Linked DNA regions of Homo sapiens: regions 2 and 3 are each linked to region 1. Evidence: chromatin contacts called from ENCODE Hi-C or POLR2A ChIA-PET data. All regions are on one chromosome and are shown on one strand. The core of a region is the stretch at or near the end of the contact, and the rest is flanking DNA. Distances in the headings are between cores, read along the strand shown.

Region 1 (4,211 bases), core at 889-3,388:
TTTTCATAAAATATAAGGTTTTGGAGATAAAGATAGGAAAAAGAAAACACACAAACCAGTATTCTGGGTGTCTGAGGCTGAGACCCACCCCTCCTCTCCTGAAGGAAAAGAACCCCTCCCCATTCAACGTTAAAAAGTCACAAGGGGCCCGGTGCAGTGGCTCACGCCAGCAATCCTAGCACTTGAGGAGGCCAAGATGAGCGGATCATTTGAAGTCAGGAGTCACAAGGATCTACCAAATAAAACTGATATTATTGTACACAGAGCTCCTGTTCAAAACTTTAAGACTTCTTCAAATTAAAATGGAGGAGAATTACAAACGGATAAGCATGGATTTTGTTCTCTCTCTCATCTGCATGCTTCTATAGATACTAACAGCTGGTTTCATTGTTTCTCATTAATCTTTCTAGGTGCACTTCCTCCCCGGCAGCATTAGGTTGAGATTTCCTACAACAATCTCTTTCGATTTTTACATTCTCTTTTTTTACTCGAGACAAAGTCTCACTCTGTCACCCAGGCTGGAGTGCAATGGCCAATCTCGGCTCACTGCAACCTCTGCCTCCCAGGTTCAAGTGATTCTCCTGCCTCAGCCTCCCGAGTAGCTGGGATTACAGACACACACCACCACGCCCAGCTAATTTTTGCATTTTTAGTACAGACAGGATTTCACCATGTTGGCCAAGCTGGTCTCAAACTCCTGATGTCAGATGACCCGCCTGCCTCAGCCTCCCAAAGTGCTGGGATTACAGGCGTGAACCACCGCGCCTGGGCCTCATTCTCATTTTACTCATCAACAGGGGATGAGAGCCGAAATGAATGGTGGGGGCCAGGGCGCGGTGGCTCATGCCTGTAATCCCAGCACTTTGGGAGGCCAAGGCGGGTGGATTATTTGAGGTCAGTAAATTTTGAGCTTCAGGATTCTTATTGTGAAATGTAGCTAAATGTCACTTCACTAGGTTTTTGTGAAGATTAGATCATATGGTGTCTATAAAAATGCATTACAATTATAAATTATTATACAAATTTAGAAAATTTTTGGCCAGGCACGCGCTGGCTCACGCCTGTAATACCAGCACTTTGAGAGGCCGAGGCTGGAGGATCGCTTGAGCCCAGAAATTCGAGACCAGCCTGGGCAACAAAGTGAGACCCCGTTTCAATCAATCAATCAATAATCAATTCTCCGGGCGTGGGGTCGCGCCTGTGGTCCCAGATACTTGAGAGGCTGAGGCGGGAGGACTGCTTGACCCGAAATGTCGACGCTGCAGTGAGCCGAGATCGCGCCACCGCTCTCCAGCCTGGGCGACTCCCTGTCTCTGGGGAAAAACAAAAAAATAAATGAAGCCTCTCCTTCCTGGGTCTTCGGGGTAAGACTCTGCCCCTCCTGGCCGGGCACGGTGGCTGACGGCTGTAATCCCAGCACTTTGGGAGGCCGAGGCGGGTGGATCACGAGGACAGGAGATCGAGACCATCCTGGCTAACATGGTGAAACCCCGTCTCCAGTAAAATACAAAAAATTAGCAGGGCGTGGTGGCGGGCGCCTGTAGTCTCAGCTACTCGGGAAGCTGAGGCAGTGGAATCGCTTGAACCCAGGAGGCGGAGGTTGCAGTGAACCGAGATCGCACCACTGCACTCCAGCCCGGGCGACAGAGCAAGACTGTCTCAAAAAGGAAAAAAAAAAAAAAAAGACTTTGCCCCTCCTGTGAAAAGCAAAACTGAAGGCGGAACCCACAGAGCCCTCCAGGGCATGCGCAGTGGGCCTCGGAGGCAAACACCTAAGTTTCTGTGGAAAAGCCTATCCTTCCCATCCAGCCTGCAGCCTGGCCGCCAACCCTCGAGGCCGCTCCCCCGCCCCTCTCCTTCTCTGGGGGCCGCAGGGAGTAAGGCGCCATCCTTCCAATCCAGCTCTCGTCCCCACTCCCCGCAACGCAACCCAGAATGTCGTCCCCTTTGCCAGGTTTCAACATGGCGCCCCACACAAGCGCGGGCACAGCGTCTGGGCCGCACTCCCTCTTCCTTCTCTCCGGCGTGGGGCCCGCTCCTTCCAAGCCGCTTCCACTCACCTCTGCAAAGCTTGGGCTCCCTTCCGACGGAGACAGGCGAGCAGCTGCAGGCGACAGCAGATTCTCCGCGCCGGCCTCGGCCTGACCTTTACATTGGTAGCAGCAGATTCGCCGCCGACGCTCGTTTCCTGTTTGTTTTACCTTTAAAATTTTACTCCCACGCAACGAGGGTGTTATCATCTCCGAAGACAATAAGCTAAAAAAAAATTTTTTTAAGAGAAAAATTGCTAATTCAACAACTAAGTTGAAAGAAAGACTATCGAATATGCAGTTACCTGGGACATTTTACTTTATTATTTATTTATTCTTATTTATTATTTTTTCTTGAGACGGAGACTCCCTCTGTCGCCCAGGCTGGAGTGCAGTGGTGCGAACTCGGCTCACTGCAACCTCCGCCTCCCGGGTTCAAGTGATTTTCCTGCCTCAGCCTCCCGCGTAGCTGGGATTACTGGCGCCCGCCACCACGCCCGGCTATTTTTTGTATTTTTAGTAGAGACAGGGTTTTGCCATGTTGGCCAGGCTGGTCTCGAACTTCTGACCTCAAGTGATCCGCCCGCCTCGGCCTCCCAAAGTGCTGGGATTACAGGCGTGAGCCATCGCGCCCGGCCCCAATTTCTTTATAAAAAAAAAAAAAAAAAAAAAGGCCAGGTGGCATGCCTCACGCCTGTAATCCCAGCACTTCGGGAGGCCGAGGCGGGCGGATCACCTGAGGTTCGGAGTTCGAGACCAGCCTGAGCAACATGGAGAAACCCCTTCTCTACTAAAAATACAAAATTAGCTGGACATGGTGTCATGTGCCTGTAATCCCAGCCACTCAGGAGGCTGAGGCAGGAGAATCACTTGAACCCGGGAGGCAGAGGTTTCGATGAACTGAGATGGTGCCATTGCACTCCAGCCTGAACAACAAGAGTGAAAGTCCGTCTCAAAAAAAAGAAAAATCTATAGCTTAAAATTTTATGTTTGAAAATATATGGTAGCCACTGTCAGTGGAGGCCATCTGCAGTTTCAGCTACTAGGGAGGCTGAGTCGTGAGGCTTGAGGCCAGGAGTTCAAGTTCAGCCTGTCAGCCTGGGCAACAGAGCAAGACCCCTATGTTGTTGTTTGTTTGTTTGTTTTTGTTTTGTTTTGTTTGAGACAGAGTTTCACTCTTGTTGCCCATATTGGAGTGCAATGGCACGATCTCGGCTGACCGCAACCTCCGCCTCCCAGGTTCAAGCAATTCTCCTGACAGCCTTCCGAGTAGCTGGGATTACAGGCATGTGCCACCATGCCCGGCTAATTTTGTATTTTTAGTAGAGATGGGGTTTCTCCATGTTGGTCAGGCTGGTCTTGAACTCCCGATCTCAAGTGATCTGCCTGCCTTGGCCTCCCAAAGTGCTGGGATTACAGGCGTGAGCCACCACACCTGGCTGACCCCTATGCTTTTAAACACACACACACACACACACACACACACACACACACACACACACACACACACGTGGTATGTACAGTACATGCAATGGAATACTATTTCTCCTTAAAAAGAAATGAAATTCTAATTGCTACAACATCATGAATGAACGTAGTTCATGGATGAACCATGCTAAGTGAAAGAAGCATAAGGACAAATACTGTATGGTTCCACTTATATGAGGGACCTAGGATAGTCAAATTCATGGTTGGAAAGTACAGCAGTGGTTATCAGGGGCTGCTGTGGGTGTTAGGAAGATGGCGAGGTATTGTTTAACAGATACAGAGGTTCAATTTGAGATGATGAAGAAGTTCTGGAAATAGATAGTACAGATGGTTTCACAACAATGTGAATCTACCTAATGTTATTTAATAGTTAAAACAGACTGGCCGGGCGAGGAGGCTAAGGCCTGTAATCCCAGCACACTGGGAGGCCAAGTTGGGAGGATCACGAGGTGAGGAGATCAAGACCAGCCTGGCCAACATAGTGAAACCGCATCTCTACTAAAAATACAAAAATTAGCTGGGTGTGCTGGCGGGCACCTGTAATCCCAGCTACTTGGGAGGCTGAGGCAGGAGAATAGCTTGAACCTGGGAGTCAGAGGTTGCAGTGAGCCGAGATTGCGCCATGGTACTCCAGCCTAGGCGACACAGCGAGACTGCATCTCAAAAAAAAAAAAAAAAAAAAAAAAAAGAACC
Region 2 (3,874 bases), core at 1,325-3,824, 380 kb after region 1:
GCCTCCCCTAACACAAGGTATCACCTAAGCCCGGGGAGAGGGTCACTTTAGTCTCTGGGGTCCCGACTTCAGGCTCTGGCTGGGCATCGTGGCGTGAGACGGAGGGCCCAGGCTCTTGGGGCAGCGGAGCACCACGAGCCAGGCGAGAAAGCCCCCATCTCCTCCCTTTTCCTTGGCATGGTGGTGGCCACCAGCTGCTGCTTTTGCCCACCGGTCTGGCCGGTACCCCTCCCCGCCTGGCCACCTGGACCCTGAGGCCTGGTATGGGGGAGGCTGCAGCAGCAGAACTGTGGGATTGGCTCTCTGCTGATGCCTTCCCTCTGGCATATGGCTCCTCCGCCCGCCTTGGGCTCTGCCAGCGGCTCCCCTTTCTCCATGGCAACTCAGCTCAGTGGTCCCAGTGGAGGAGAGAAAATCAATTCTCCCTCCTTCCCGCCCTCCCTCTCCGCTCCCCACCCCTTCCTCTCCGGCCTGCCTTTCTCCCTTCCTCCGGCATCCCTGCCCAGTCTCCCAGCTCCTCCGTCCACCCATCCTGGGGACACGCGTGCTCCTCAGTGTCCTCTGTCTCCAGGCATGGGCTGCTGGGAGAGCTGCGTGCTGGGGGCGGCCCCCTGAGGCCGGCAGCATGGGGAGCTCAGCGGACCTCTGCAGGGATGGGAGGCTGCTGCGCGACCCCAGCCTGGCTCCTGTGGTGCACACCTCCTGGCTCTGATACTTTGTCCCCCCACCCCTTCCCTCACATTGGCTTCCTAAAAGGTAATTTTCTGCTCCTTCTGAAACATGTCACAGCCTCAGGATGGGTTTATTAGCAAGGAAGGCTCTGTCTGGTCACGCGGGCTGCTTGCTTTCTCTCCGAAGAGCTGGGATGGAGGGAGAGAGAGAGGGAGAGGCCTCACCTGGCATGCTCAGAACTCAGAGGGGGCACAGCAGAGTTTGGGTGCGTGGAGTTCTCCTCTAGGGAGTCTGTGAGTAGCTCGACTCCTGCCTCCTGGTGCTTGGGTAGGTACAGCACTCCATTGTACTTCCATTTTCCACTGTGATTGCCACGGGGCATAGAAAATCTGCTTTCCTGGACTGTGGTTGGACCAAGGAAAGGGGAGGAAATTCAGAGGCATGCACGTGCGCCCTAGATGGGGCAGGGCTCTGGAGTGGTGATTGTTGGCCACACGTTGGCTGTCTCTCTGACCAATCCTTCATTATCTGAAAATGAGAGTTCAGTGAGGAAATGTTTTGTCCCTCTCCACCCCTGATAACAAGGGGTGTCCCTCCCCACCCCGATATCCCCCATAACCAAGATTTCCAAGAAGGTGGTGTAGGGAGGATCGTCTGCTGGCTGGCTTCAGGCAGAGCGGCCCTGCCAGTGTGTCTGTCTGGATAGCACCATCTGTTTGGGACAGCCCCTCGGCACAGTTTGGTCAGGCAGGATTTCAAGCCTGCTGCCCAGTGGGTCAACATTCTGCATCATTTCTTCCCCATCCCCAGTAGATGCATTCAGAATGACTCTTAAGTGGCTTTCCCAGAGGGAATCTGTGAGGCTAACCCCTCAGCAGCGCAGCCCGGGGAGACACACTCCGACCCATGCCCGGCACAGGCAGCTCCCACCGTGACCTCTGCTTCCTGTGCAGCAGGCAATGGAAAAAAGAACCCCTGGTTGTCAACAAGAACAGCTCCCGTGTTGATGGAAAGTGAGGGCCAAAGAAACCGGATTTAGCACCCAGTTCTTAGAAGTTATGGGTTTGAATGGTGTCTGAGAGTAACCCCTCTCTGATCTTTAAATAGGAAGTGTTACACCAAGTAGCCCTGTCTGACTCACCAGGGAGCTTCAGAGTTCAGGTACCAGGGAACCCATAGTCAACTCTGAAAGAGGCACTCAACTTGGAGGGCTGACTGCAGAGAAGTCTAGATGTTCCAGTATGTGTCTGTGTCTCAGGGTGCAGTGGGGATTGAGGGTGGGACCAGAATTGGCTCACAAAGTGAATAGTTGAATATAGGACTTCAGCCTCATGAGCACCTGATTGGATTCTGTTTTTTGTTTCAGCATTCTCTCTGTCAGATTGTTTTAATAACAGCATCAGAGCCTTGAAGGTGGCCTGAGACAGGACTCCCTGTGTGGTTCTGTGGTTGGGCATCTTTAAACTATGTTTATCTCCCCAAAGCCCTGTTTCTTTAAAACTGCCTTTGAGCCCCCCAGAGACCCTCAATTCTTGGTGCTTCTCTTTGAGCAATCAGATGGGTTACAACTGGGCAGGATGAGAGGAATGCTTTTGTGTCTGCACAGGTCTGTGCTGTTTCTTCCTCTGCTTTGGGGCTGGAGAATCACCCAGACCCTCCTGGCATCTGGGCGGTGTGCAGGCTTCTTAACAACATTACGGGCATCTGGATTCTGGTTGGTTGCTGGGAATTCTGATGGGTTTACGAGTTATGTGATGGGCGGGGAGGCCATGTGCTAGTTTTGTTTAGTTTGGTTTTGGTTTGCTAGTGAGCGGAAAATCTGATGTGACACCTTAAAGGCCAGCCCACAAGTGGCAGCACCTGATCGTCATCTCTGCTCTCAGCCTCTATGGGAGGCACCCGGCCCTGCCGTTGCTGCTGGGCTTCCTCTGCCCTGAGGGCTTTCGTGTGAGCTCAGGGCAATGCAAGTGTGTGTTCAGTTACCAAGCCCAAAAGTCAAAAGAACAGCCAGAGCCAAGCTGGCTTTTGAGGAGAGAGGCCGGCTCCTCCAGCCTGGCTGCATTTGCCTGAGGTAGATCGTGAGTGCTCTGCCCCAGCCTCTCCGCCCTCCTGTGTCCTTTCTCAGCGGCTGCTCTAAAGTATAACTTCACGTAGTGGTGACTTAACTTGAAAGGAGCCGCAGGGGGCGTGAGAGCAGCTTGGAGAGGTGGGAGCCTGGGCCGCCGATGGCTCCAGCCTGTGAAAGTGTGGAAAGCTCGTTCCAGGAAAATTGGAATAATCACCTCATTGGCTGGCTTTCAGGCGGTGAGTGGTTCTTTCTTTAATTTGACAGGAGCGCTGGGATTCAGGGAAGGGCGTGGTGGGAAGCCCTGTGGTTCAGACAGACCCCACGAAGCCAGTGAAGCTCCCAGGAGAAAGTCTGATTTATTTTTCCCTGGCCTGGCTTGCAGCATGGTGGAATCCACCACCCAGGCTGTGCTGGGCAGGACAGGCCGCTCTGATGCGGGTCAGAGATTCTGGGACTCAGAACATCTGCCTTGGCCCCCGCCCAGCCCGTGCCTAGCTTTGAAAAAGTCTGTTGGTGGTGTTGCATGATGACTTAAACTGCAGGAAGAGAGAAGCTCATGAACATTAAACTCTCCCCCAGTCTCTCTTGTGAGTTTCCTGAACACACACGTACTTATACATGCACATACACGCCTTTGCCCACAAGTGCACATATGCTTGCAGATACACACACACAGCCTCCCCACATGCACACTCACACAAATACATGTGCACATGCCATGCAGGCATGCACATGCAACTCACAAGCTCACACCCACATGCACGCACACACAAATATGTTTTCCCTGCCTGCTAGCAGGGGTGTACCTACCATTTGGCATTCTTCTCATGCTAACATGATCCCATGTAAACGGTTCCCAGGATTGTTAAGATCAGACAGCTGTCCTTTTTATGCATTGCTTTACAGCTCAGTGTCTCACCTGAGTGAGACAACTGTCCCTGTCCACTTCTGGAAAGAGCTGCCTCTGTTCCCTCTTTTCCTCCCTGGTGCTCTGTTGCATGGTCTGGTGTATTACAGGGATTGGCATGTTTGTGTCTGCAGGGGAGCCTCTGGGTGCTGGCTTTCTGTCCAGGGCTTCTGAGGGCCGCCAGCCCAAAGGGAAGGGATTCATCAGAGACTGATAAGCTTAGGGTG
Region 3 (4,308 bases), core at 1,604-4,103, 440 kb after region 1:
TGTTCCCTGCTGCTGAGTGTGCACACAACCTGAGCTCATCCTGTGTACGTCAGCTACACATGCTCGCATCTAATTTTCTCAACAACCTAGCCAGTACTATTGCTTCTCCTCCTCTTACAGATGGGGAGATGATGACATATAGAGGTTAACTTATCAGAGACCACACAGAAAGAAAGAAAAAGAGGAGGGTTTGTACCCAGACATTTGAACCACAGAAACTATGCTCTAAGCCCGCATGTTCTGCCACCTCCCTGAGAGGGAGCCCCTCTTGGACCCTGATAGCTGAAGGTAAACTCCATGCCCCACATCCTCAGGGAAGGGCAGCTTGCTGTTCAAGGGGAATGGTCTTCACCTGACACCGCAGTGGGGCTTGATTTAGAAACTGTGATTCCCAGGCTGAGCACAGAGGCTTACTCCTGTAATCCCAGCATTTTGAGAGACCAAGGCACTCTACAAAAAAATAAAAAACTAGCTGGGTGTGGTGGGGTGCACGCCTGTAGTCCCAGCTACTCTAGAGTCTGAGGCAGAAGGATTGCTTGAGCTTGGGGGGTCAAGGCTGCAGTGAGCCATGATCATGCCATTGTACTTCAGCCTGGGGGACAGATTGAGACCCTATCTCATAAATAAATAAATAAACTGAAATTCTCAGCAGGTGGGTCCTCAGTAAACAGGGCTGGGGCCCCTGTGGCCCACATGGTAAAGATGTGGCTCCCTTTTGCCTGGACCTTGTGGCCTCTACCCAGTTTGAGCACAGGACATGTTTGGGCACAGGGTAAGGAGCAGATCTCAGCCCATGGGCAGGGTGGGTGGCTGCGCAGGGGCATGGGGCCTCTATCCCACCATGGTGGGCAGGAAAAGGCTGAGTCACTGGTCTGTAGTGTACCAAGTGTACCTGGGCTCACTAATCACTTTCTTTTTTTTTTTTTTTTTTTTTTTTTTGAGATGGAATTTCGCTCTTGTCGCCTAGGCTGTAGTGCAATGGCATGATCTCAGCTCACTGCAACCTCTGCCTCCTAGGTTCAAAGATTCTCCTGCCTCAGCCTTCCAAGTAGCTGGGATTAGTGGCACCCACCACCACGCCTGGCTATTTTTTTTTATTATTGTTTTTAGTAGAGACAGGGTTTTGCCATGTTGGCCAGGCTAGTCTCGAACTCCTGACCTCAGGTGATCTGCCTGCCTCAGCCTCCCAAAGTGCTGGGATTACAGGCATGAACCACTGTGCCTCGCCCACTGACCACTTTCAACTGCAGCCCGGCCTCTCCCTTCTCTCCTTTGCCCTCAGCTACCAAGATTTCATGTTCATAAAGCCGCTAAGTACCTGGCCTACCTGCTGAGCACAGAGGCATCTCCTGCTGCTCCCGGAGCTGGGGGCCTCACCTCCTATCTAAACCCAGGAAAGAACACCCCTGTGGGCAGCTGCCCATGCCAGGGGATCTCCCATTCTCTATACATGTACCAGGACGTTCTTCCTGGGACCCAGATTAGATTGTGCTCCTCTCCTGCTTAAACCCTTTCCTTCCCTTAGCATCAAAACTGTGCTCCTTTTATGGCCGGGCACAGTGGCTCACTCCTGTAATCCCAGCACTTTGGGAGGCGGAGGCGGGCAGATCACTTGAGGTCAGGAGTGTGAGACCAGCCTGGTCAACATGGTGAAACCCCATCTCTACTAAAAATACAAAAATTAGCTGGGTGTGGTGGCGCGTGACTATAATCCCAGCTATTCGGGAGGCTGAGGTGGGAGAATCACTTGAACCTGGGAGGCGGAGGTTGCAGTGAGCCGAGATCATGCCATAGCACTCCAGCCTGGGTGACAGAGCCAGACTCTGTCTCATCTGTCTCAAAACAAATAAACAAACAAAAATAAAAAAATAAAAAAACTTTTGTGATATGGCTTCTGCCTAGCTCCCAGGCCCTTCCCTGCCACTTCCTGCCTCGCAGGCTACACCCAGGCAACTGAGTCCACACGCTTCCAGGGCTCCCTCTAGACACAGACCTTCAGCTCTGTCACCTGCCTCCCTACCCAGCATATCTGTCCTGTCCACCCCTGCCTGGTGAGTGCCTCCCCACCTCCCAGCTCCCCTGCAGGTCACTTTCCCTGACCCCCCTGAGGCTGAGTGAAGGCCTCCCCTCATGTCTTCTAATCACATGATAGTTGTTCTCTTTGGGGTAGGTCTTCCACGTACTCCAAGTCTGGAGCAGGGATGATTCTTCCCAAAGCAGACCAGCCTGGACAATGACATCTCTTTCTTCTACTTTCTGTGAACTCCTCTGGGTGAGGGCTGCACAGGCCCTCCACTGGGTGGGGGATTTTGCTATTTGGGGTTATTTCAGCTTTAACTATTTGGCTGATGGGGCTTGCGGCTTTCCTGGAGGGAGAGAGGAGCGCTTGCTCATTCTCAGAGACCCTGCTGCCTGGCAAGAGTCAGCTCATAGTGGTGTGCTGGAGCTGTGTCAGGGAGATGGCTGAGTGGCAGGGCCCTCATCGGCCTGGTGTTCTAAAGGTGGGGTGCTCTGAGCAGCCTGCAGACTTTTCTTTCCCAGTTTCATTCCTAATTCTTTTTCACTTTTTATTCAAGTGTTGTATATATACAGAAAAGTTTATGATTCATAAGTGTCTACCCTGATGGTCTTGCAAAAAGTGAATATGCCTGTGTAACCAGCACCAGGCCAAGCAACAGAACATTCTTCAGCAAACCCCTCAGGCCCCCTTGACCCACGGGATTTTGAAATAACTTGACAGCTACTTGAGCTATAATTCATACACCATATAATTCACCCACTTAAAGTGTACAGTTCAAAGGTTCTCGGTATATTCACAGAGTTGTGCAACCATCACCACTACCTAATTCCAGAGCACTTTCATCACCTCAAAAGAAACTTGTACCAGCCAGGCACGGTGGCTCATTCCTGTAATCCCAGCACTTTGGGAGGCCGAGGCAGGTGGATCACTTGGGGTCAAGAGTTTGAGATCAGCCTGGCCAACATGGCAAAACTCTTTCTCTACTAATAATATAAAAATTAGCCAAGCTTGGTGGCACACGCCTGTAATCCCAGCTACTTGGTCAGCTGAGGCAGGAGAATCACTTGAGCCTGGGAGGCAGAGGTTGCAGTGAGCTGAGATCTCGCCACTGCACTCCAGCCTGGGAGACAGAGTGAGACTCTGTCTCAAAAAAAAAAAAAAAAAAAGGAAAGGAAAGGAAAAAAAGAAAAGAAAAGAAAAAGAAAAAGGAACCTGTACCAGCCTGTAATGCCAAAGCTCTGGGTGGTTGAGACAGGAGAATTACTTGAGGCCAAGAGTTTGAGACAAGCCTGGGCAACATAGTGAGACTCCATTCTCTACAAAAGAAAATTTTTTAATTAGTTGAGCATGTCTGGGCGTAGTGGCTCATGCCTGTAATCCCAGAACTTTGGGAGGCCGAGGCAGGCGGATCACTTGGGGTCAGGAGTTTGAGACCCCAAACTCCTGGCCAACATGGCAAAACGCTGTCTTTACTAATAATACAAAAATTAGTCAGGCATGGTGGTGCACACCTGTAATCCCAGCTGCTTGGGAAGCTGAGGCAGGAGAATCGGTTGAACCTGGGAGGCGAAGGTTGCAATGAGCCTAGATCGTGCCACTGCACTCCAACCTGTGTGACAGAATGAGACTCTGTCTCAAAAAAAAAAAAAAAAAAAGAAAAGAAAAAAGAAAAGAAATTAAAAATTATTAAATTATTAAATTATTTTAAAAAATTAACCAGATGTGGTGGAATGGTCCTGTAGTCTCAGCTACTCAGGTGGTTGAGGTGAGAGGATCACTAGAGCCCAAGAGTTAGAGGTTACAACAAGCTGTGATCATGCCAGTGCCCTCCAGCCTGGGTGACAAAGCAAGAGGAAAGAGAGAAAGAGAAAGAGAGAGAGAGAGAGAGAGAAAAGAGGGAGGGAGGGAGGGAGGAAGGAAGGAAGGAAGGAAGGAAGGAAGGAAGGAAGGAAGGAAGGAAGGAAAAGTGAGAGAAAGGGAAGAAAGAAAAGAAAATGAAGGAAAGGAAAGGAGGGAGGGAGGAAGGGATGGATGGAGGGAGGGAGGGCCCTGCGCCCATTAGCATCACTCTTCATTTCCCCCATGTTCCCCAGCAGCAGGCCACCACTAATTCACTTTCTGTCTCTATATATTTTCCTTTTCTGTACTTTCCATGTAAATGGAATCACAGGATATGTGGTCCTTTGTGTCTGGCTTGTTTCACTTAATAGAATCTTTTCAAGGTTCATCCATGTTGTGGTATGTAGCATTACTTCATTCCTCTTTGTGACTGAATAATATTCTATTAT

What was found. Hi-C counts contacts between places; a loop is a spot of excess contacts on that map. ChIA-PET counts read pairs that join two places held with the same protein, here RNA polymerase II (POLR2A). Pooled maps may share reads with other maps.
Region 2: a loop to region 1 is called in a pooled map, with 5 times the contacts of the local background. The contact joins the enhancer-like site here to the promoter of SNRNP35 in region 1. A Hi-C loop is called at or near these places in 4 of 50 pooled maps. POLR2A ChIA-PET finds 5 or more read pairs at or near these places in 4 of 52 experiments (activated CD4-positive, alpha-beta T cell, activated CD8-positive, alpha-beta T cell, activated CD8-positive, alpha-beta memory T cell and 1 more).
Region 3: POLR2A ChIA-PET joins it to region 1 with 12 read pairs in B cell. The contact joins the enhancer-like site here to the promoter of SNRNP35 in region 1. POLR2A ChIA-PET finds 5 or more read pairs at or near these places in 3 of 52 experiments (B cell, OCI-LY7 and activated T-cell).

What each region holds. Positions count from the first base shown.
Region 1 is chr12:123,456,066-123,460,276 of GRCh38, reverse strand. It overlaps SNRNP35 (small nuclear ribonucleoprotein U11/U12 subunit 35), which reads right to left and starts at 2,138. Exons shown (of 2, transcript NM_022717.4): 1 at 2,061-2,138. RefSeq lists enhancers at 719-1,584, 1,831-1,910, 1,585-2,451.
Region 2 is chr12:123,074,676-123,078,549 of GRCh38, reverse strand. The region is part of intron 2 of PITPNM2 (phosphatidylinositol transfer protein membrane associated 2); the gene reads left to right. Among named protein-coding and RNA genes, the nearest start is that of PITPNM2-AS1, 4.8 kb to the left of the region's middle. RefSeq lists an enhancer at 1-602. Within about 2 kb of position 2,574, at least 17 of the 41 ENCODE cell types and tissues checked have a DNase peak (open chromatin) inside an H3K27ac peak, as active enhancers do.
Region 3 is chr12:123,017,661-123,021,968 of GRCh38, reverse strand. The region is part of intron 3 of PITPNM2 (phosphatidylinositol transfer protein membrane associated 2); the gene reads left to right. Among named protein-coding and RNA genes, the nearest start is that of MIR4304, 9.1 kb to the right of the region's middle. Within about 2 kb of position 2,853, at least 2 of the 41 ENCODE cell types and tissues checked have a DNase peak (open chromatin) inside an H3K27ac peak, as active enhancers do.